Linked DNA regions of Mus musculus: region 1 is linked to region 2. Evidence: chromatin loops called from intact Hi-C (ENCODE). Cell type or tissue: heart. All regions are shown on one strand. Each heading gives the region's core, and the rest is flanking DNA. Links, peaks and the distances in the headings are about the cores only.

Region 1 (11,114 bases), core at 1,601-9,600, 52 kb after region 2:
AGAAGATGCCCCTTTGCCATGTACCTACTGGCCCCATGTTTTCATGACTTACTTATCTGGAGATATTCACTTGTTCCCACCCTGGCAGGTCTGATTTATGAGAGGGAAGAGCAGCCAGATAGTCAGGGCTTCCTGGACCCTCTGGATGGGCCAGCTGCCCATGCAACTGTGGTCCTGCAGCCTTCTAAGTGCTCCCCTCTCATGCCTCTTATTTCTCAGGTTGCAGCAGATTGCTGGAAACCCGCTTCCTTAGGTTTAGTCTTGGTTTCATTGTGCATGGCAGAGGGCCTAGACAGAAGATAGTCACTGATTTGGGTAGTTCCTTCCCTTCCTTCTTTCTCTCATACTAATCTGTTCTTGGGATGGACTTTCTTCCTGTTGTCCTTTGAGAAAACCCTCAGGAGTGACTGATTTGTGTCTTTCTCATTGTTGCTATTGGCTCAGGGCTTCTTTGATGGATAGGAGCAATTTTCTTTGAAACTTGGATGCAATGTTGGCAGTTCTACAGGACATACATTACATTCCTCTGGGAGGGAGCTAGTTCCTGGGACCTCAAAATGGAGTGATTCTATTCAAGAGGGTGTGGGGGAAGCAGAAATAACCAGGAAGGGATTTATTTAAATATTTTTGCATAGCTGCTCTTCCTAGTGTATAGGCTTGACCCACTTCTGTGAGGTAGCTCCTTTTGGAAAGCAGGGGACCGTGAACACACGTTAAAGGTAAAGAACTCAAAGGAGAGGAAACAGAGGCATGTCCAACTAGGAGTCACAGGTCTCTGCTTCTAAATACCCCTTGATTCTGGCTGATGTCAGAAAGACCCACTGATCACAGGATGGGCCATATGCTGTGGGAAGTGCAGGGCACTGGGGATCAATGAGACATGCTGTTTCTCCCAGAGCTGATAGTTTATCATGCTCATCATCATGTATATGTGTGATGTGTGTGTTTAAGACATCTGTGGAACTCAGAGACAATTTCACTCCTCTTTGGTTCTCGTCTTCCATATGGGTTCTGAGCATCATACTTGGGTCCTCAGGCTTGCACAACAAGGAACCCACTGAAATTCTTCCTGGCCTTGCATATCCATACCTTACTCCATTCTGTAACTTAAGTTCATCCAGCAGTCAGGAAGTAGCTTTTGGGATTTCCATGATTCGCTCCTAGAGATAAGGAAACTGAGACATGAGGCAGTAAAAGAAGTTGTTGAAGGTCATTTTTAGAACCTAGAGGTCCTGAAATTCAGAGATAGGACATCCACCTGGTATCTGTTGCCTGGAATTGTGTTCTTGGTGCCTTTTGCTTTGCTAATTCCTATAAATATGAGGAACTCCAAATGTTGCCATCCATCTATCCAAGAGCTCTTTTGTTTGGAGAGATGTGGATCCACTGAGCATGGCCATTGGGGAGGTGAAACTCGGGGAGCTTGCCTGCGCTTATCCCATGCACCTTTGGGTGCTGGGCCTCAGGGAAGTGCCGAGACACTGCTCTGGGGGTAGGAAAATGCAGTCCAAGATAATGGGGGTGCTGAAGTTGGGGTTCTCTGACACCTGGGGACTCAGTTGCCACTGGGTGCTACACAGAAGAGTTGGGAATGCAGGATCGTGGGTCCACTGGCAATGAGGCCAGGACCGTTTGGGTCCCAACAAGCTGAGGAAAGTGTGTAGCCTGCGGCAGGGGGAAAAGGGAGCTGTGGCTTAGCTCAAGGGTGATTGTCCTTAGCTTGGTGGTGGTTGTCTAGAAGAGCAGATAGGCCATCTATAGGAGGCTTAGGCTGTGGCTCTGTAGGCCTTCTGTATGAACCTTCATGACAGTTTTTTTTTTAATCTTTTTGAGACAGGGTTTCTCTGTGTAGCCCTGGCTGTCCTGGAACTCACTTTGTAGACCAGGCTGGCCTCGAACTCAGAAATCTGCCTGCCTCTGCCTCCTAAGTGCTGGGATTAAAGGCATATGCCACCACCACCTGGCTTGATGGTTCTTAGTGAAAGAGATAGTCCTTGGTTCCAAACTGTTTATTAGTTGTTCATCATGGTAAAGGATGCATGCTAACTTCTCAGGATGAGCCAGAGATTAAATACTTTTTGCAGGGAAGAATGTCCGGAAAGAGAAGCTTATTGTCTAAACCTTCAGGACCTCTAGGTACCACATAAGCATGAAGAACTCTTTTGGGCTACATGACCAATGTGGGAGTGTGGCACATATTCTAGGCCAGGAATCTGGCAGGGACCAGGGAGCTGCCTACCACGTCAAGTGAATGGTGAGATGCCAGAGACTCACACCATCTCTGCCTTACCAGGTTTCCTGGCATGGTCCATTGTCCCACAGAGAGAAATCATAGATGGGTTAGGAACTCAGGGTTCCCTCAGTGTTTGACAGCACTGGGCCATATCAGTCAGCAGATGAAAGCAGCTGGAAACAGCATACTCTGATAAATATAGTAGCCCCATTCAGGCCCTGGGGCTTAGGAATCTGGACAGGTGCCGGTGTTACAATTCTCAGGTTGAGGTGCTAGGCCTCCGAAGACTTGATATCTCCCAGGAGCTCTTCTGGCAACCAGGATCTGTTTGAAGAACTGTTCAGCTATTCCTCTAAGTTATTAGTAGCTGCTGACTACATCTGAGATACTTGTCTCTATCAGAGTAGTATTTTGGAGCCAGGACATCCAGAGAACCATTCATGAACTAGGTGCTATGCATAGCCTGTATCACCCTGATGCACTTACTCCTCTGGAACAGGTAGATGGGATCCACATGTAGGGTCAGTTGGAGCTAGTCCATGTCATAAAAATACCTCCATGTCTCATGGTCTGGGGAAGATTCAGGCACGTGGGTGCTGTGTGTGGCTTTTGAGAGCAGCCACTTCTTCAGCTGTCAACTGGCGATGTCAAGGCCTTATCTCAGCTGCCACTTCAGCAGGCAATCAGAGGTGTTGGTGTTTTACACTGAGAGGCTAGCCCACTATTTAGGAACTGGATAACAGTCATGGCCACAAGCAGAGCTGTTCAGGGCTCCACACTTGGGCACTGATACTAGATCTATGCCAGTCATTGAGGCTCTTTAGGCTCTCAACCAGTTGCAGATACTTTTGTATTTGGAAGCCTTGTGCTCAGGAATGCACACTGGAGTGTTTAGGAGCTCAGCTTCAGGTATCAAAAGCCGGCCCAATCATAAGCATGGTGCCTGGTTGTACTGGGTATACACTCAATATGCTATGAAGTCTCACATTGTCATGACCCTGGGCCTGTGAACATGTGAACCACACTATGACTCTGCATGTGTCTGTAGGTCCAAACCATGGCCAGAGGATGGTGCTACTGTCCAAGACAGGAAAGACAGGTGTCTAGTTAGTGATCAGGTTTCCCTACCACTGCTGTGCTGTCTGCATGTCACTGCTGCCCATTGCTGTTTGTCTTTCTCATTCATCTGTGCTACTGAAATTAGACAAAGTAAGGCCACTAAAGAGACGTCTTCATTGGATCTGACGTTGCAACATTAGGGAAGGCAACAGAGGAAAGTGTCCCTAGTCAGCCCAGCAAGTGAGCTATGTAGTAGCTTATTTACATAGCCTGAGAAGGGGTGTTTGCACCCGCCACCCATTTGTAAGTCACAGCCTTGCCTTTGGTATCAGTCACCATCAATAAGTCTTTTTGTTTTTAATTTTAACCAATCAAAGCCTTCCTTCCAGTCATTCTAATTCCTCCAGGGAAGGAACTCAAATAAATGCTATGCAGAGCGTTAAAACTGGCCAAAGTGGAAATGGTTCACCCAGGCTTGTGATTGCCAGATGTCTGGTACAAACTGCTTTAAACAGTCCTGGCAGGGTCTGTGCCTCGAGGAGCCAGGGAGGTCAGCTAGAATCTTTTCCATAGATACCTGTAGGCATCTGCATAGTATTCCGGATGGCTGCTGCTCTCATAGGGATGATCCAGTTGGCAGTTAGGCTGACAGGCTTCCTGCTTAGGGCAGCTCAAGTGGGGGGAGGGGGCCTCTAATAGATTCAAGGAAGTGAGATTATACTGTCCCCAACATCGTGTTTGCATATTTGAAAGCAAATGTCAGCGGGAATACTTGCAATATAAACTCAAAAACTTATCACTAACATGACCCAAGAGTCTTAGATTCCAGCAGTGCTTAAAATGTGCTTTTTACCTGCCCAGTGCTCAGGAAGAGAAGGAAAGTGCTTCAAGTGGTGTACTTTCTGGCTCTTAAATTCACCATTCTGGTTGGTCAGCCCAGCACTTCGCATAGGCCTCTCATCTTGGGACTGGTGCCAAATTCTTGGCAGCTCACCTCACCGAGGCAGGAAGGCCTGCAGTGGTAGGGGACAGGTTAGGAAGGGAGACATCATTTTAGGGGAAGTTGTGTTCTCATCCCAGATGCATCTGTTCAGCAGACCTGGGCCACCCTGGCCACTGGAACTCTTTCAGTCAACAGTATCACAGAACCCTTCTTCAGCTTGATTCTATCACCTAGCTGGCTAGCAACCGAGGCACAAGCTGATCGCATGCTAACTTGGGGTGTGGTTGGGAATGGCAGATATCTCTTTGGGGCTGGATAACAAGTAAAGCCTTTCAGACTTTGAAATTGAGATCAGAGCGTGGAACTGGAGCCAGCCACAGGATGGTGAAAAGAAGAGGCCCAGAGAGAGGAACCTATTTGTGCTGAGCCATGGGCTAGGAGGAGGAAAAGTGTGGTTCATGATAGAGACTGTGTGGTTGAGGTGTGGTGCATGGGATGGCTAGGGGAAGACCAGGTGAGACAGGAGGCCAGAAGGACCACGGAGAGCCTTGGAGGCCATGATGAGGAGGTAGTGTTTATTTCAGGTACATTAGGAGGTGGCTGGAAGTGGCTAGGAGCATGGTCTTTCTGATACAACCCCTCTGTGGTTGAAGCATCCTAGAATGTGCAGATCTCAAGGGCAAGGGCATGAGGCTTGGTACCTGGAGTCCTGGCAGGGCAGAGTAGCCAGCTCCACTACTCTTCACTCTAGTTCTCTCTGTGAGCAGGTTCAGGCACTGGGCATACACCAAGTATTCAGCACTTTATTAGTCACCGAGGGTGCTAAACAGTCTTATATACATCCTTGGCTTCAAGGAGTTCCCTGGCTCTGTCCATGAAAGGACAAGGAAACCATTGGCCCAGTTCTGGCCCACAGAAATATGAATGTTGGCTTCCCAATGGGGTAAAAGACATAGGCAAATCCAGCCTTCATGAAGGTGCATCAGAGACAAGCTACAGGACATGCTTAATTGCTTACTGGGAAATCTTAATTAAAACAGCACAAATAAGTGCAATGCAATAAAATCAATATTCACGAACAATTAAAATGTGTTTGCTCAGAGACAGTGACAGGAAAGAAGAGGGTTGGGGGGAGGGAAATGTGTCAAAGAAGGTGGAATGTTCCTTGGCGTGGTTTCTGGGACCCTTCTAGGAATATAGGGGAAAGGAGGAGAGCTCAGGTCAAGCTTAACATCCTTCTGCCTGTCTGTCACTCTGTCATCCTTTGTCCCAGTGTTGATAGCTTCGTCTTTAGTGAAGACTTCTGTGTGCAGAGCCCTTAGTCTAATCATCAGAAATGAGAAGTGCCCTTAAAAGACCTTACTGAAGACCTTCCTGGCAAAATAAGAAGACAAGACTAAACAAAGTATTTCTCTCTTAAATGCCAACGTGTGTTAAACTGCCCTCTAGTGGCTCCACACAGAATGTCACAGTCACAGGTCCCAACCACAAGTCCCCTTATTTGCTGCTCTGGATAGGTTGTCCCCTTTACACCTCTTTCCTGGCTGACACATCTGAAAGTTGTCAGGTAATGGCAGAAGGTTAGCAGTTAGAGAGAAAGATGTTAACTATGTATCACTCTCCATTCCATGTATCTACCTCTCCTGCAGTATGTTCCACATGCTTCCACTCACAGATACGCCTTTTCTCACCCGTATCAGCCTAAGGAAAACCCATGTCCTCACGTCCTAGCATCTGCAGTATCTGTGAGGGTTTGTCTGTCCACCCAGGCATCTGTGAGCATCAAGAAGGCAGAGTTGAGTTACCATCCCCCCCTCCCCCCCAGTTTTAAGAGCAGAAAGAAAGGGAATCAGAAAAGGTGTCCCACCATCCATGCCTTCAAAAGGGATTCACGTGGCACCATGCTCAGGGCAGGCATGGAAAATCACCTCTGGCTGCTATTGCTGCCCTACCACCACCCCCCCCCCCCCGAGTTCCTAGAATACTTCACTGCTTTGGTTTTCTGTGTCAAGGGAGAAAATAGTTCTTACGGTGTGGTGGACTGAGTAGGAGTTAGCTAAGTTACTGGGCATAATGCATGTTTCAGAGGGTCTAAAGTTTGAATCCTGCTGTTTCCTTTGCGAGTGGGACTTTTGGGATTATGATAAAATATCTGCTTCATAAGCTTGTGATTGTGATTAATTATGACAACCTGGATATAGGCTTAATGTAGTGTGTATCAAATTATGATAAAAGTACTTGCCATGAACAATGCCAGCACTATTGATGTTGATATTAATTTTATCAGCTCATTTACTTCTCTCACTGAGACACTGGCATAAATATTGCTTTTATCTACCACAGAAGGGAGAAGGCAAGACTCACAGAGGTCCAGTGCTTACTCAACTAATGAGGCAGAACCTGCTGCAGAGCTGTCATGCTGTTGCCTGGTGGATCTGTCTGAAAGACATGGACCATGAGGTCAGAGCTGTATGGCAAGTGTTTGGGGTACCATTATGCAAACAAAGTTAGCCCTGGGGGTGATGTTGAGAGATAAATTTCCCAAATGAACATGCCAGCTATTTGGAGTTGTTAGTTGTGATAGATAGGAGAGAGAATGAAGTAGAGGACCAATAAAGGAGACGGTCAGGTAATGAAGTACAAGACTACAATTTGGAGAGGAAAAAATGTTAAATAATTTATGTGTGTGTGTGTGTGTTTGTGTGTATAAAATTTTTAAAAAGTCAGTCATTTCCCACAACATAAAACTCATTCTTTTAATTTATGCAAATGATTTCTTCTTACTTTATTAGCAAAAATTCACATTGTTCTTGTTTAATATGCATTTTTGTTTCAAAATGAAAAACTATCACTCACTAGTCACTCCCTAACCCCCCACTTTTTGTCAAATCAGACACTCAATTTTAATGGTGCCCTTAGCAGGAAAGGATAAATCTCTATTCAGGGTTCTAGTATTTAGGCCCCTTCCAAGGAAATTTGGAAACAGAATTCAAACAGATGCATGCCAGCCGTCAAAGAATCTGTAAGTAGAGTAGGGAAATCAGGGAAAGAACTTCAGAGGATGAGGGTTGCCATGGAAACAGAGGTCAAAGTGCTATGGGAGCATGAGGGAACAGAGTAGGCAAAATTGAAATCATGCCTTTTTATTATTCTCTGTTTGGCATTGTTTTAGATTTTACAAAAAAGTTGCAAAACTAATTCAGGGAATTCTTGCATATTTGCATGGCTTCAATGCTGGAACCCTGACTGGAGTGATGGGGGATTGAGAGAATGACAGACACACAGACACACAGACACACAGATACACAGACAGACAGACAGAAAGACACAGAGAGGCTGGAATAAGTAGTCTGGGCTCTAAGATGGAGAAGTTGCAGTACACTGGAGGCACAGTGTGTTTATTATACACAGTTGAACGGGGAGGCAGGTTTATTGCAAAGAGGCAGGGTTTACAGTATACACTGAACAGAGGCAGGTTCAGCTGATCTCAGTAGGAGCATTCTCCATAGGAGAGAAATCTTAGGGAGAGGGAAAAGCTATATCAGACATTTTCTGCACTATCCATATCCGCACATAGACCACAGGAGGTCTCATCTGAGCATCTGCTAGGAAAAGCTTTGCTACTCTCATGGGTCTGAAGAACTGGGGTCTTTGTTTGTGTTTATGCCAACAGTACATATCCATGTGGGCTTCAGTCCCTCGCTACAGGGGATTACTGATACCGTCTTCGATGGCTCACCGGAGTGCTGTCTCACATTGCCTCACTCTTCTGCTCTCTCCCACATGGTACGCTCGCTTTCTGACCCAGTTGAGAATGAATTACAGAAACGATGCTCCCTTCTTCCTAATTACTTCATTATGTGATTCCTAAAATCAAAGGCATCCTTTTACATAGACCACAGCATAAAAGTCGACACTGGAGAATTTACAGTGAGATGAAATAATTATTGTCTTCCCCAGACTGTCACAAGAGCAGTCTCCATAGCAGACTAGAACCTTAGCTCACACCCTGCATTTGCTGCCACATGGCCAGCCTTCATTAGTCTGGGACACCTCCCAAGTTGTTTTTTTTTTTTTTTTTTTTTTGCCAAGGACAGTTTTGAAAATGGAAGGCAATTATTTTGTAGATTTTCCTTAGTTTGCCTGACATTTCCTTGTGGGGTCATGGTTCTTCTTGACAGAAAGACCACAGAAGTGATTTTTTTTCTTTGCGGCACACTGCACATTGTATAAGGAGGTACAAGGTGATCATTTTCCATGTAATCAGGAGAGTAACATTGATCAGAGGATTACGCCATTTCCTGCCAAGACCATCCACTCCAAAGTTACCACTCTGGTGAAAACTTAGGTAACAATCATACTACTTGCCAATTTGCCCCACAATGTTAGCATTTATTGATGAGTCTCACTTATAGATTCTGACTTGTGAGAGCTAACATTTCATGTCACTTTGTGTATTTTCTTTACTTAAAATGAACTTTCAGAGGAAGAAATTTCTGTGGCTATTTCCCGATGCTAAGAAAATCCGCACCTTCTTGTTCTATTTGGATGTTAAGATGTGGAGAGTGGGAGTTCGTAGGCAGTGCGTCAATCGTCACAAGGTCAGGAAAGCTTGTGTTTATGGTAAACATGGAGGACAGTTAAATGAAGGAACACAATTCTGTAAACATTCAAACGCACAGAGGTTCCTAAGCAAACACTCATTATCCCAAGGCCACAGGCCAATGACTCCCAGAATCATTAAAGAAGAATTATTGGAACAAATGTTTCTTGGTAAACAGGTATAAAGACAAAAGAAACCGAAAGCACACCTGCAGAAAAAGTACAAATTGGACATATATATATACAAATATGTAAACAAGGGGAAGCATTATGTCGTTTCCACACATACATGTAATGTCTGTAATGCCCATTTGATTATATTCACCCCATCATCTTTTCTTACACTTGTTCTCTTCATTTTTGCCTCCCTCTTCTATGACACTCCACTTTTCCTTCATGTACGGAACTTAGAACTCATATTTGGCATAGAAATATTATGTTTGTTGACTTTCTTCTTTATCTTTTTCTAAATAAATGATACAATTAATGCAGCACTTTAGACTTTACAAAGACTTAGGTTAACTGTGTTTTTGAGATCCCCCAAGGGCACTATTTGTGACTTCTAGATGAACAACGTTGGGTGTAGCCCAAAGTTGCATAAGGACTTAGGAAAACCCACTATCAGAGGTAACAAATCTTGTATGTAAATTGAGGGGCCGAATGAATGAAGTATAGAGTGGAAGTTGATTTTGTTAACATTTTCAAAGGATATCATCATTGTGGGAGTTCCTTGTGTCTGCCCAACGATCTTGAAAAGCAGTCATGTGGTGGCGTGGTGTGTGACTGATAGGTTTGGATCCCAGTGGCAGAAGGACCTTCAGTGGAAGCAGAAGGCAAAGGGATGAATAGTTGGGTCTCTTCAGCTTGAAGTGGTGGATAGCCAGCATGTAGAGGACCGTTTCTTCTCATTGTCAAGCCCAAGACTGGTCTAGTCCAAGCACTGTTAGACAATGGGTGAAGGTGGAATCTTCCTTCCCATGGTTTTTTCTTGGCTTTCTTCTACAGGGTGACCCTTGTAAGTTCTGGGTGTGCTTGATTCCTGAGCTTCCATAACAAATGGCTATAAACTCAGTAGCTTAAAAAGAAGCCACTTAGCTCAAGGTCTGGGAGGCAAGAAATCCTAAATCAAGGCAGTTTCAGTCCATATGCCCTCTGAAGAGTTCCTATTTCTCCAGAACTTCTGCCTCGCCCACCCCAGTAACATTGGGCTTTTCTTGGTCTATACATATTTCCATCTTACAACCTCCTTTGCCTTCTCCTTTGTGCATCCTCTCCTGTTCTCAAAAAATGACACTAGGAATTATTGGATTTAGGACCCTTCATAGTTCATTTTGTATACTCCAGATTGTATAAAAGTATGAGAGAGATTCCTATTTTAAGTTAAATTAAAATTCCATGTTATCCTTTATCCTTCATTGTACTGTTTTCCTTTTTTTCCTATGAGGGAAGCTGATTTCTTGAGTGACTTCTACTTGCTGATGCTTTTTGTTTTTGTTTTTTGTTTTTAGACCCAGCTCAGACACAACCACCTCTACACCCACCCACACTTAAAGCTAAGCAAAATGATTTTTTTAAAAAAAAATCTTAAGTGTCATATTTATATAATTACCTCATTTTTTATTAAGTTGTCTTAATGTCTCCTTTGCTGACTTCTCTTAACAGTGAGCTTTCTTCTGTAACAGCTATCATGCATTCATTTGACTACCCTCAGTGCCTAGGTCAATGTTGGCACTTAGTAATTGTACACAATGTTTGCTAAGTTCAATTTACTTCATATCATATAAAGTGTGATATAACTATATATAAAAATGGCAGAGATTAAATAGATTTCTCCTCTGGTCTCTGGCTCCCATGCCCCTTGGCAAACATGATCTTACATTTCTTGCTGGTAGAATATGTGTGCAAATGGGGCTTTGTTTGCTCTCTGACCTTTCTGGACATCGTTAAGATTTCACAGTGTTTTCCTTCTAAATCACTAGGTGCAAAGTAGGCAAACAGAGGAAGCCATACTCTCAGTGGAAAACCACCAGGCACAGAGCCCTGGGAGCTTCCAGGCCAAAGAGCTTGTCCTTTCTCTCCCAACTGCTCCGTGTCTTTAAATGGATTCAGATGTAAAAAGATTTGAAGACCTTATTTGTCTACTTTTCTCCTCTCCTTCTCCAATGAGTCTCCAAGGCTCACATATTTCTTTTCATAAATGTCTCCCAACTATTTATTCCCTTCTGTGTCATATAGACCAGCCCTTGGGGGATATCTTTTAATGGGTTTCTGCCTGTG
Region 2 (11,114 bases), core at 1,813-9,812:
AAATAAATAAATTAATCTTAAAAAAAAAACACTAATCGAAATAGGAATGCAGTCATTAAGACTGGAGAATGTACTATAGAGTACAGGGTAAGAAAACAATAGGCTAAAACCAAACATTAAAAAGCACCATTTAACATATACTAAGAATTACAAAACAAACCTACAGGCAGAATTTTTTCCTCTAGATAAAATATTTATAGAAAAATTATTTCAGTGTATGTGACCAATGGCTTCTATCACAGCTACTGAAAGGAGACAGAGATACACAAGGCATAAATTAAATCCTTCAGTACATCATTTGAGTAATACTTACAATATTATTATATTGCACCACAATATAATCTGTAAACTGTTCCTTTTCTGTGATTATAAAGAATCTACAAAATTCTATATATTAGATTGGCTTACAGGTTTTATTAGACATTTTATAATTAGGAAGTCTAACAAGTATTACTCAAATTTCTGAGTTTGCATACACACACCTTAATCAAAAACATTATCAAAAGTATTTTAAAATTTTTCATTATAGTATTACATTATAATAATTTCATTATAAATTTATTTGAAAGCCAGGCGTGGTGGCGCACGCCTTTAATTCCAGCACTTGGGAGGCAGAGGCAGGCAGATTTCTGAGTTCAAGGCCAACCTGGTCTACAAAGTGAGTTCCAGGACATCCAAGGCTATACAGAGAAACCATGTCTCGAAAAACCAAAACAAAACCAAAAACCAAAACAAAACAAAATTTATTTGAAAAAGAGAACTATATTATAACAAAAACAATTCATTTCACATGTTCCAATGAATTAGCCATTTAGGCTTAGGTTTAATACATTACTCTTTCTACTTCTTTTTAAATATAAAAGTCTGAGGATCAACATAACCATTAAGAAGAAAATAATGTGTTCTTTTAGAAAAGTTTCTGTTTATGAATCAAACTAAAAACATATTTTGAAAATAGTATCATAGAACCAAAATACAACCATCCCTCACATGTAAAGTCAAAACAAAGTGGTCCCAGCTTCACATACTAATCTAAATATTCAATTAGGTTTCAGAGAACAACCTCTATCTCCTTAAGCTCAAGATTTTAGGGGTCCTTTGAAAAGTCCATAGACAAAATTTATATGAATATAAATATGTATTTTCCCCTAGTTTATAGAACCACAGTAACCATTCAATTTAGAGTATCATCTGAATAAACTATATTAATTAAATTTGAAACCATTTTCCAGAAGGAATGGCTGGGAGAAAATAAAAACGACAGTTGCTCTTTTCAAATGAACATTCTACTGTTCTTACAGACAGGATGATCACTTGATGAATGGAGTTTGGAAACATAAATATTTAATAGTGAAAGAAAACTTTTAGAAGAAAGAAAACACAATTTCCACAATACTTATAGCAACACCTCTTAACTGTTAGATTTCTGCAGGTTATAAATAAACTGAAAAGGTCCATAGAGTAGTTTGGCCCCACAGGTTTGAATGAAACATTTTATGCTTAGCAAGTGTTATTCAACTTGAATTTACATGCACTGTTTTGAACCTTTGATTACATTTTCCAGAAAACAACACTGGGAAACTGAAAAATTATGTGACATTTAAAAAGTGACACTGAATTAAATGATTCAATTGAGATGATAAATCAGTCTTAATTTCCAATTAAAATTTCTAATTATTACTGCTATTCTCACACATCCTGGCATAAACATTTTTTAAATGAAGTAATATTCCTACTTTATTGACTTTATCTAAAAAGAAATGTTCTCACTAATCATAAATCTAATGTAATATTTTACCTCATGTTCTGAAATTAATAATCCTTTAAGATAGTCCCTTGAGATTAAAAAAAGAAAAACATTTCTTTTAATACCACCTATTTTTCAATCTTCATTTTAGTCAATTTTTTAACTGAGAAATTAACAATCTGTGTACATACATAAATCAATTCTATATCATACAAGCTGTTTCGTTAATCTTTATAATATTCAAATCTGCTAAAAGGAATAAAGCTGTGCCCAGTATCCTGAAGTTGTATTAAAATAATTCACTTCCTGATGCACTTACAGAAATAAAATGCTAAGTGCTCTTAGGGCATTTTTATTTTTAGCACGTGCCTATGCTTAGTTTCCCCTTCAGTTCCCTTCTATTAAGGGTTCTTGAGATTGCAGGGTGATGAGGTATCACACCCAGGGCAAGCATGCAGTGTAAAGAATGGATCTGCATTAGTTTTCTCCCGGGACATTTATGGCTATTTCCTCCTCTTGCTTCTTTTCCCAATATAAAGGCTAAGCTGATCTGTATCTGTAGGTCAAATTCTTTTATTTTTTTCCTTCGAGACAGGGTTTCTCCGTGTAGCCCTGGCTGTCCTAGAACTCACTCTGTAGACCAGGCTGGCCTTAAAGTCAGAAATCCGCCTGCCTCTGCCTCCCAAGTGCTAGGATCAAAGGCGTGGGCCACCATTGCCCGGCTTGTAAGTCAAATTCTTGTCAGATTAGTTTTAATTTTTTTTTACATAAACAAGCAAAACAGTATCAGAATTAAAGTCGCCATGCTATTGCACCAGACTTTTGCCATTCTAGTAACCAATTTAAGGCACCAATCTGATGAAAAAAAGAAAGAAAGAAGGAAAAATGTTCTCTTCAAAATTTAAAAATTACTTAGGAAAATCTAGCTTCTAGTTCTGAAGAGAGTGCACCCAGGGGAAATTTCAAGGTTACATTTTTACTGTGTGTGGACCTAGACCAAATCTATTTTGACTTTACTCATGTCTGGGTATAACCGATTGTTGGCCTCTGCTGCAGGACTACCTCCTAGTGAGAATCTTGCCACAAGGTGATTTTGAGACACCACTAACTACCTAGAGTGGGATTCTTGTCAAATCTATGGTAAAACTTGACTGAATAGTGAAACAATTTGAACTACGTTTCAATGTGACTCCTTAAATGGTACAGCTTAAATCAGATGACAAACTTTCCACTCATTAATTGATGCATGAAAATATGGACAATGAATTCAACTCTGTCCCCAGGTAATGTGTGATAGCCATATTCAAGGAAACATTCATAAGCCATGGAGATGCCAGAATTCTCTTACTAAATTGTCCAACAAACAAATTTCATAAGTCAAACAACATTTACTAAGTACTATTTAAGCAGACTTGAAGGTACCCTGCTCTGTAAAATTCTCATTGAACTAACAACTACTTAACTTGTTTTGTAACCTTAAACTTTAAAATATCCAATTTCTTAAAGTGGAGGACAGCTGCTTTCCTCTCCCCCTCTACCTCACTGCAGCATTACTGTTTTCCTATTTCCCCTCAAGCAAGCTCGGAAAACTGTTAGCCCCTAACCAACTGTTCTTATATAGTAGAATATGCAAGCAACACCAGCAAATTTGAAACATAATTAAGTGGTTTTAAAGTATAAGCAGAAATGTACTTCATAAAAAAGTCACTTTATTTTTGGCATTGTTCACAATAAACACTCAAATAAAATGACTTTGGAAAATGGAGACATTATTATCTCAAGTTTCTTCCCCATGGGTCCTCATCACCTGGAGTAAAAGGTCCAAGAACTGTTGAGTTCCATAAACACGTGACTTCTGTGAAGTCAGCAAGGTCAATGAGCCTATACCAGGGGGTTATGTTGAATAAGGGCCACTGCCTCTATCTTTAGTTCCCTTTATGAAGAGTCAGGAAAACCAAACAAACAAAATTCCTTATATGTTACAGGAACTGTTTGGAGGTTGTGACAACTAATCACCCAACTACAGGATAGTATGCAGATCCTTGTCTGTAAGGGCCAGTGGAAGCAAGATTAGGAGGAGGTACAACACTGACTGCTGAGGAACAAGTAACAAGATGGCCTACTAACCTTCCCTTCCTTCTCCGAGAACCTCCAGGGCTGGGCTTCATGCCACACCACAGGGACTCAATTTCAGAGTGAGGGTTCTCCACTGAGAGAACTTTTTGAAAGTGACAATCATATATTCAGAATTAAAAGGAAAAGCACTCATATATCAGAAATGCTCAGGGTGAGAATCAAAACTTGAATTTACTAAGCCTTCTAACTTACATCAAATTTACAGAAGGGTGTCCTTCTGGCTGTTCCTTCACTATAACCCACTACACCTTTCACAAACCGGGGAGTCTTCTAAAGTTTAATATACACCTGGCACCTGTTTAGACTGGTTTTTACTGGGGGGGGGGGGGTGAGGCATCTCTTATCAATCTGAACACACTACACTGGAAATTTCCAAACTCCCAAATAAAGGCACACCAGGTCCGAGTGCGTGCCTGGTATTCTCAAAGTCATCTCCTGGAGAGCCGTTCATGTAGGAAAATCACTTTAATGTCTGAGAAGGAGGCAGGATCCATGCGCGCATTATGATCCTGCTAAAACTAAAAAGAAAGAAAAAACAAAACAAAACAAAACATGTATCCATGAAGAAAGGAAGGTCCGGATTAGCGACTGACAGTCCGAAAAGACCTGGGTTGGAAGAGTCCCGAGTTCCTCTGAGGGAAGCTGTGCACTGATGGGTGGCACTGGGTCAACGTGATTACTTAACCTTGCCAGCCAAAACTAAACTCTGCTCGGACCAGCCCCAAAGCTGGGGGTGCCGGAGCCTATCAAGTACTCCGGTGTCTTCTCGTTTCTTCCCGTGAAACGTGGAGCCTGACACCTGAAACTTCACCCAGACGCTACCGCATTTCGGAGCGTTTGCATTTATTTTTTAAAGTGCAACCGGCAAGAATCAGTTGTCGGCCGGCGTGCGAGAGGGAGAGATTAACCTATTTCCTGCACACACAGGAAAAGAACTCATGACAATTCAAGCAGTTCCCTCTCTTCCAAGTAACTTTTTGGTAACCATTCGTCCTGAAATAACCACAAGCAACAAACACTGGGCACTGGCATGGCAACGACCAGCGGGCGTGCCAGGTCCCCCAAAGGCGGGGTCCGTGGGTCTGCGACCCGGTCCGGCCCCGAGCTGCGGCCCCTCAGCCCTCAGCCCCCCAGCGCCGGTCCTGGCTCCGCGCGACTTTGGCGGGGAAATGCACTTCGCCGGCCCGGACGGGAGGGCAGCTCGCCGCGGGCCGGAGTTTCCGAAGTGTCCCGAGCCCTTCCCGTGGCCTCGGCGACTCCCGGCTGCGGCCGCCCGGGGGCCCACCTGCCCCAGGGCCGCGGGGCCGAGCCGCTGCCGAGCCCGAGGGGCGGCGCCGCCCCCCGCCGGCCGAGCGCCTGTCAGCCGCGCCTCCCAGGCCGCGCCTCGCCCCGCACCGCACGCGCCCAGCGCCCGTCGCACTCACCTGGCCGCTCTCGCCGACCGACCGCGCGAGGCCGGAGACGCGCGACGAGAGGCCGCCGCCCGTCGCCCGCCCGCCCGCCCGCCCGGCTGAGTCCACCTCCCGCCCGCCCGCCCGCGCGCGCCTCGCGCCCGTCGCGCGCCCGTCGCGGCCGGGGAGGGGGTCGCGAGCACGCGCGGGCGAGGGGCGCGGGCGGCGGCCGCTGGGAAGCCGGCCCGGCCGCGTCCGTCATGGCGCACGGCGCGGCGGCCGCTCGCTGCGTTCTCTCCGTTCGTTCGCCTTTAGTTTGACCTTTCCCTCCAGTGTGTCTGAGGAGAGCGGCCGTGCGCGCGCGCGTGTGCATGGCTCTGGGTGTGCGCGCGCGCGCGCGTGTGTGTGAGTGGGAAGGGGCCGGGTTCGTTCCCCGACGCCTGACGTCACTGCCATGGCAACGGCAGCCTCCACCCCTCTCTTCCCGCTTCCTGTACCCGCCCCCCTCGGCACGTTAAGAGGCGGGGCTCACGTGCTCACTGAGCGCGCGTGCGCACGCACCCGCAGCGCGGGGGGCGCTGGGCGGTAACGAGGCGTCCAGGAAACTCCTCCTTCTCCTTGCGGTCCCCCGGAATTGGGCCAATATGGAGAGGAGGTGCTAGGGGCGGGCGCCCTTGGTTGCTAGGTTGCGTGAAAAATATCCTGAGGTAGTGCGAAAACTCTCCCTCCATCACTGAGCATGTCTGGGGAAAGGGGGCGTGTGAGCCCGAGTTGGGCGAGGTGAAGGAGGACGTTCAGAGAGTAGCAGAAAGAGGCTGGACATTGGGGACAGGTCAGAGCGTGTCGAACTGGGACCGCGTGGCTGCTTAGAACGGTTTACTTCTTCCCACCTCCTTGTGTGATCATGGGCATGCACGTTAAACACTCTGAACTGAATGTCCCAGCCAAAAAAAAAGAAAAAAGGGGTGGGGGGGATACTAAGAAAATCTGTCACAAGATGATCGTTAGTACTAAAAGAGAGAACTTGCGTAATGACTTCCCTGGTGCGTGGTAAACACTAAACATCTAGCTGCTATTGTGGAGTACATGGCCTAAGAATTTTGCAAGTGGGTACAAGGGACTCGTGGTTTTCTGAGACAGAGTCTCACTATGGAGCCCTCTTTGTCCTGGAACTCAATAATGTAGACCACCAGGCTAGCCTAGAACTCAAGAGCAGTGTGTGTTAGGATAAAAAAGCATCGGCCACCTTCCCTGGAGTGACATTAAATGATCACAGTGGATTACTGTCATAGCCTTTAAAGTTCAAGGGTCCTGTGGCTTATGAAGCCACCTTTTAGGAAGAGGAGAATAAAAATTTGCAGGGAACACTCTTTCCCGTTAAAGATCTTCCCCTGTGACTATGGAATCACTTCTCAATCTCATGCTGTCTCGTTCCCGCAGAGGTTTAGAATGCTCAACTTAAAGGGCTGGACCCTTAAGTTATTTGAGGAGAACGGTTCTGTACCACCCACAAAAAAATCAACAAAATTGCCCTTTCCTCTGATTCCTCAACCGGTGTTAATTTACTGCACGTTTTCTTTAAAGGTGCTCTTCAAATGTGTAGGTATATGAAGAAAAGGTAATTTAGCTAACCGGCATTTTCCAGTGGTCAAGTGGGAAAGAAGTTTGTTGTCCAACCTGCAGGCATGCAATGACCAGATCTGGGGAAGGCAGGCTCCTTAGATTTCAGACTAGCTGGTTACCTCCTCAGTCCTCAAACCTCTGATTGAAACTCTTTTTAAGTTACCCCTTAATTACAGTCTGCCTCCCAGAGTCTCTTGGCTATTGCAGGACTATTTCTACTGTTGCTGTTTCTGCTTTTGAACCTCAAATCTAAGCCTGGCCTTGATAGAGAATGTGACCCAAGCTCCGCAGATACACTCTTGAGTTCTCTACTTTCTTCCAAAACTAGTAGTATTTATGTGGCCCTTCTAAATTCCCAAAAGGTTGCTGGAATTACTCAGTTGGAATGTATCAGTCTCTTTTCCAGAGCTGCTGGCATACCTCTCTTTGGACACAGTTCTTCACAGGCTTCATGTTCTGCCATCTGCAAAAGTCCACACTGAACATCCATGTTTGGTCCAGTGTATCACATAATACCTATTTCTTTAAACTTAGGTCATCGGCCTTCTTCCTTGGCCTGAAAAGCCATACAGGAAGGAAGCATGTCCATTTCAATTTGGCTATACCCTACCTCTTTTTCATATCACACACAGGACGACTTAAGCAGCCACCTAGCAAACTGCTGGCTAGGCTCCCTGCCTATAAGGTTCTTAGAAGCAGAGTTGACCAACTCTGGCATATGAGAACTTAAGATATCTTACACGCGTTGGACTACTCTCAAAAGTAGCTGAAACTTCAAGGTTACTCCTGTGCAGTAGAATTAAGTGCTGACAGTAACAAGTTGCTAGGCAGAACAAGAAATGAGGAGACCAATGAAAATTGTCTACTTTTGTGAACCTAGGATTTTTCAGATGTTGTTAAGGGTGAGGCAGACAGTAGACGAAATGCCCAGGGTCTGTCAGGGGTGTTGCTCCTGGAAAGAGAGCACTTATGTTCAAGAGGAAATGCCCATATCAATCAGGATTTATTTATGCTGGACTGGTAGCACCTGTCCCTGCATCTGATTTGGCACCGTTATCTGAAGCCCGATGGCATTCTTGTGTGTACTTGTATCTACTCTTGTGTTTCTTTGACATGCTATTTAATTCTGTAAATAAATTTTCCCAAACTTATTTCTCTTATTGTTCATTGTGCTCTTGCAGCTGCCAAGCACACAGCAGCATTGCCTCAGAGTCATCCTTCATTTCCACTGTGTCCATTCAGTTGGCATCTGCTAAAAGCCTTCCTTTCCCATGGTTGATGTTAACCAGTTCGTCCAAACTGGTGTTTGTTGTCATGGTACAAGCCATTTTCTGTTGGTGTATTTTTGGGGGGCACTTTAATGGGTTCTATCATCTACCACCCTTCCAACCCTTATTATACATCATTCCCTTCCAACCACCCAACACTAGGTAGGAGAAAAAGGTTAGAGAGGAAAGGTGGCATAAACCTCTTTAGACTATCTCCTGCTGAGTAGGGGCATCCGGTTCCTTGGAGGCCAGTCCAATCTCTACTGTCAGGATATCTCCAACCAACAATCCAGAAAAACTGCAAAACAATAGCAATCCAGCAATAGCAAACACAGCAGCAGGGACCAGCAGCAGCAGGGGCAGGGGAAGCATGCCCTCTCAGGGTTCTCTGTACCCTCTCAAGAGTCCCCAGAATTCCAAACACAAACTTTCTGCAGCTGGCCAAACTCATGCCCTTCTTAGAGCACGAGACAATCAAAGTGGCTGTGGACAAACTGAAGCAGCCCTGTATCTCACATCTGGGATAAAACAAAAACATATTCATATAACTTAACTGGATTGTTTAAGAAACCAAGATTCTCTCTATAATCTTCCTTTTTTAAGACTCATTCCCAAACTACTAACTTGTCATTTTTGTCTTGCCTTGGGACCATTTAGTCCCAATCATGCTTATATACCAGATTCCAAAGACCATTATGAAAGGTAAAAACAGGGCATCTCATCAGCTAGCTTGAAACTCCTCCTGATTCCTTCTCTCTCACTGGCCAGGCTGCTTGTGTGACTTCTGATGCAGTTTACCTCAGTCATGTTTCTCATCCCTTTTACAAGGGTTTTTTTTTGTTGTTGTTCTCTGGATGTTGAAAGTGTTCAGTATCTTCTATGTATTATGTTCTTTGTACAAACAGGCACACATCCTAGGATTCTCTGCTCTGGTCCCTCTACCAAGGTAACTTTCTCTGTGACTTTGAAGTTTGTAAAAATTGCCCATGCTGTGCCCTCTGGGGTTACTTCTTTCTCTGTGTTGTAACTACCTCATATATTTTTAGGTCTTTTATTCTGAACCAGAATATGAGATTCTAGAGATCTTGGGCCTTGACTCACGTCATTCATGTGATGTATATATTTCTGGCACCACCTCACTACCTGGTATATAACTGATATTCCGTAATTGGTTATTGACTACATTAATGCACTGAGCCTTGTACTTGTTAGACAACCAGGAAGAAAGAATGTCAATTGAGAAACTTTCCCCCTTCAGATTGGCCAATGGGAATTTTCTTGGTTAATGATTGATGGGAGAGGGCCCAGGCTACTGTGGGTTGTAGAAGAAAACAAGCTGAGAAAGATACAGGGAGCAATCCAGTAGGGAGTTTTCCTCTGTGCTTCCTGCTTCTACTCCTTGAGCTTCCTCAGTGATAGACTTTGTCTGAAGGTCTAAAATGAGACAAATGCTTTCGTTCTCTAGGTTCTTCATTGAGCAGTTTATCATAGTGACAGGAAAGCACACCAGGCCAAGCCTTATGAAGGGGGGGGGGAACCCCAAAACCATTGTACTTATTCAATTCTTCACCAAGCTATGTCTAGAACTATAGGACTAATCAGTGGGTGATGCATGAGTTAGAATTCAGTCAGTACCAATTCATGTATCAGGAAGGGAGCATTTGTTGGTTAGTCCCGTCTCCAACAACCTTCTGCAGTAGCCAGTGCTCTCCTCATTGTGCAGACAGGGACATCTATGTGGGTGCGGGGAGCGACTGGACCACAGTCATGCTTGATTGTGGGAAAGGCAGGATTGATTCTGGAAACAGGTCATCATGTAAGTTGCTGTGTTACTGTCCTGCTCTGCTGCAGTGACAGTGGTGTTCATGACCATGTCCCTATTCTCCCTTTCTCTTAGAGAAATCCCAGTCTCCTGCCAGCATGAAGAAAAATGATTGCTTTATACAGGGTGAATGTGTGCACGTCAAGCTAAATGGCTTCTCTTTGGAGTCATTTATCTGTAATTGGGTTAAAATTGTGGTTTTAAGGCCAGGTATGGGATGCATGCCTTTCATCCCAACTCTTGGCAGACAGAGGTAGGCAAATCTCTGTGAGTTTGGGGCCAGCCAGGGTTATGTAACAGGACCCTATCTTAATAAATAAAGTTGCAATGTTTTAGAAAATAGATGCATCTGAAGAGGATGTGAAGGACCCAGCTAATTAACTCCCCATCCCTTGACTTTTTTTTCTTCCTTCCTTTGCTTTTCTTGTTTTGTTTTGTTTTTCCCAACCTCTGTGGAGAGCTTTTGGGGCTGCTTTTAGAAACTTGGCAGAAATTTGACAATGGTCCGGGACATAGAAGTAGCCCTCCCGAAGGCATTTGACTTTGGGCTAGAACAAAGTAGACCTCAGGCAGGGATTTGACTTTGGACTAGGACTCAGAAGTATGCTCAAGGCCTCAGCCTCAGCAGCAGCGGTCGCCATCTGGGTTCCGGGACTCCGCGGGACCTAGGAAATTAGTCTGAACAGGTTAGAGGGTGCGCCAGAGAACCGGACAGCTTCTGGGATGGGCGGAAGCACAGAGCCGCTGAGGCAGCAGCCTGGGCAGGCCGCAGACAACCGGCCACCATCCGGACCAGAGGACAGGTGTCCGCCTGGCTTGGGAGGCGGCCTCAGCCTCAGCAGCAGCGGTCGCCATCTTGGTTCCGGGACTCAGCAGAACTTAGGAAATTAGACTGAACAGGTTAGAGGGTGCGCCAGAGAACCGGACAGCTTCTGGGACGGGCAGAAGCACAGAGCCGCTGAGGCAGCAGCCTGGGCGGGCCGCAGACAACCGGCCACCATCCGGACCAGAGGACAGGTGTCCGCCTGGCTCGGGAGACGGCCTCAGCCTCAGGAGCAGCGGTCACCATCTTGGTTCCAGGACTCCCTGGAACTTAGGATTTTAGTCTGCACAGGTGAGAGTCTGCA

What was found. Peaks named below come from ENCODE experiments on the same cell type or tissue, not always from the same donor. Only the 100,000 strongest peaks of a DNase experiment are listed, where the experiment ranks them.
Region 1: it touches region 2 in a loop (2.4-fold over the local background); 2 of 42 quality-filtered maps call a loop at or near these places.

The regions. Positions count from the first base shown.
Region 1 is chr15:68,410,028-68,421,141 of GRCm38, forward strand. No RefSeq gene overlaps it. Among named protein-coding and RNA genes, the nearest start is that of Mir30d, 74 kb to the left of the region's middle. In heart, for the core only: a CTCF peak has its summit at 5,686 (motif pointing left); DNase peaks (open chromatin) are centred at 2,354 and 2,874; H3K27me3 peaks cover 815 bases.
Region 2 is chr15:68,357,563-68,368,676 of GRCm38, forward strand. No RefSeq gene overlaps it. Among named protein-coding and RNA genes, the nearest start is that of Mir30d, 22 kb to the left of the region's middle. In heart, for the core only: CTCF peaks have their summits at 5,102 and 5,936; DNase peaks (open chromatin) are centred at 4,609, 4,929 and 5,849; H3K4me3 peaks cover 3,130 bases; H3K27ac peaks cover 3,601 bases.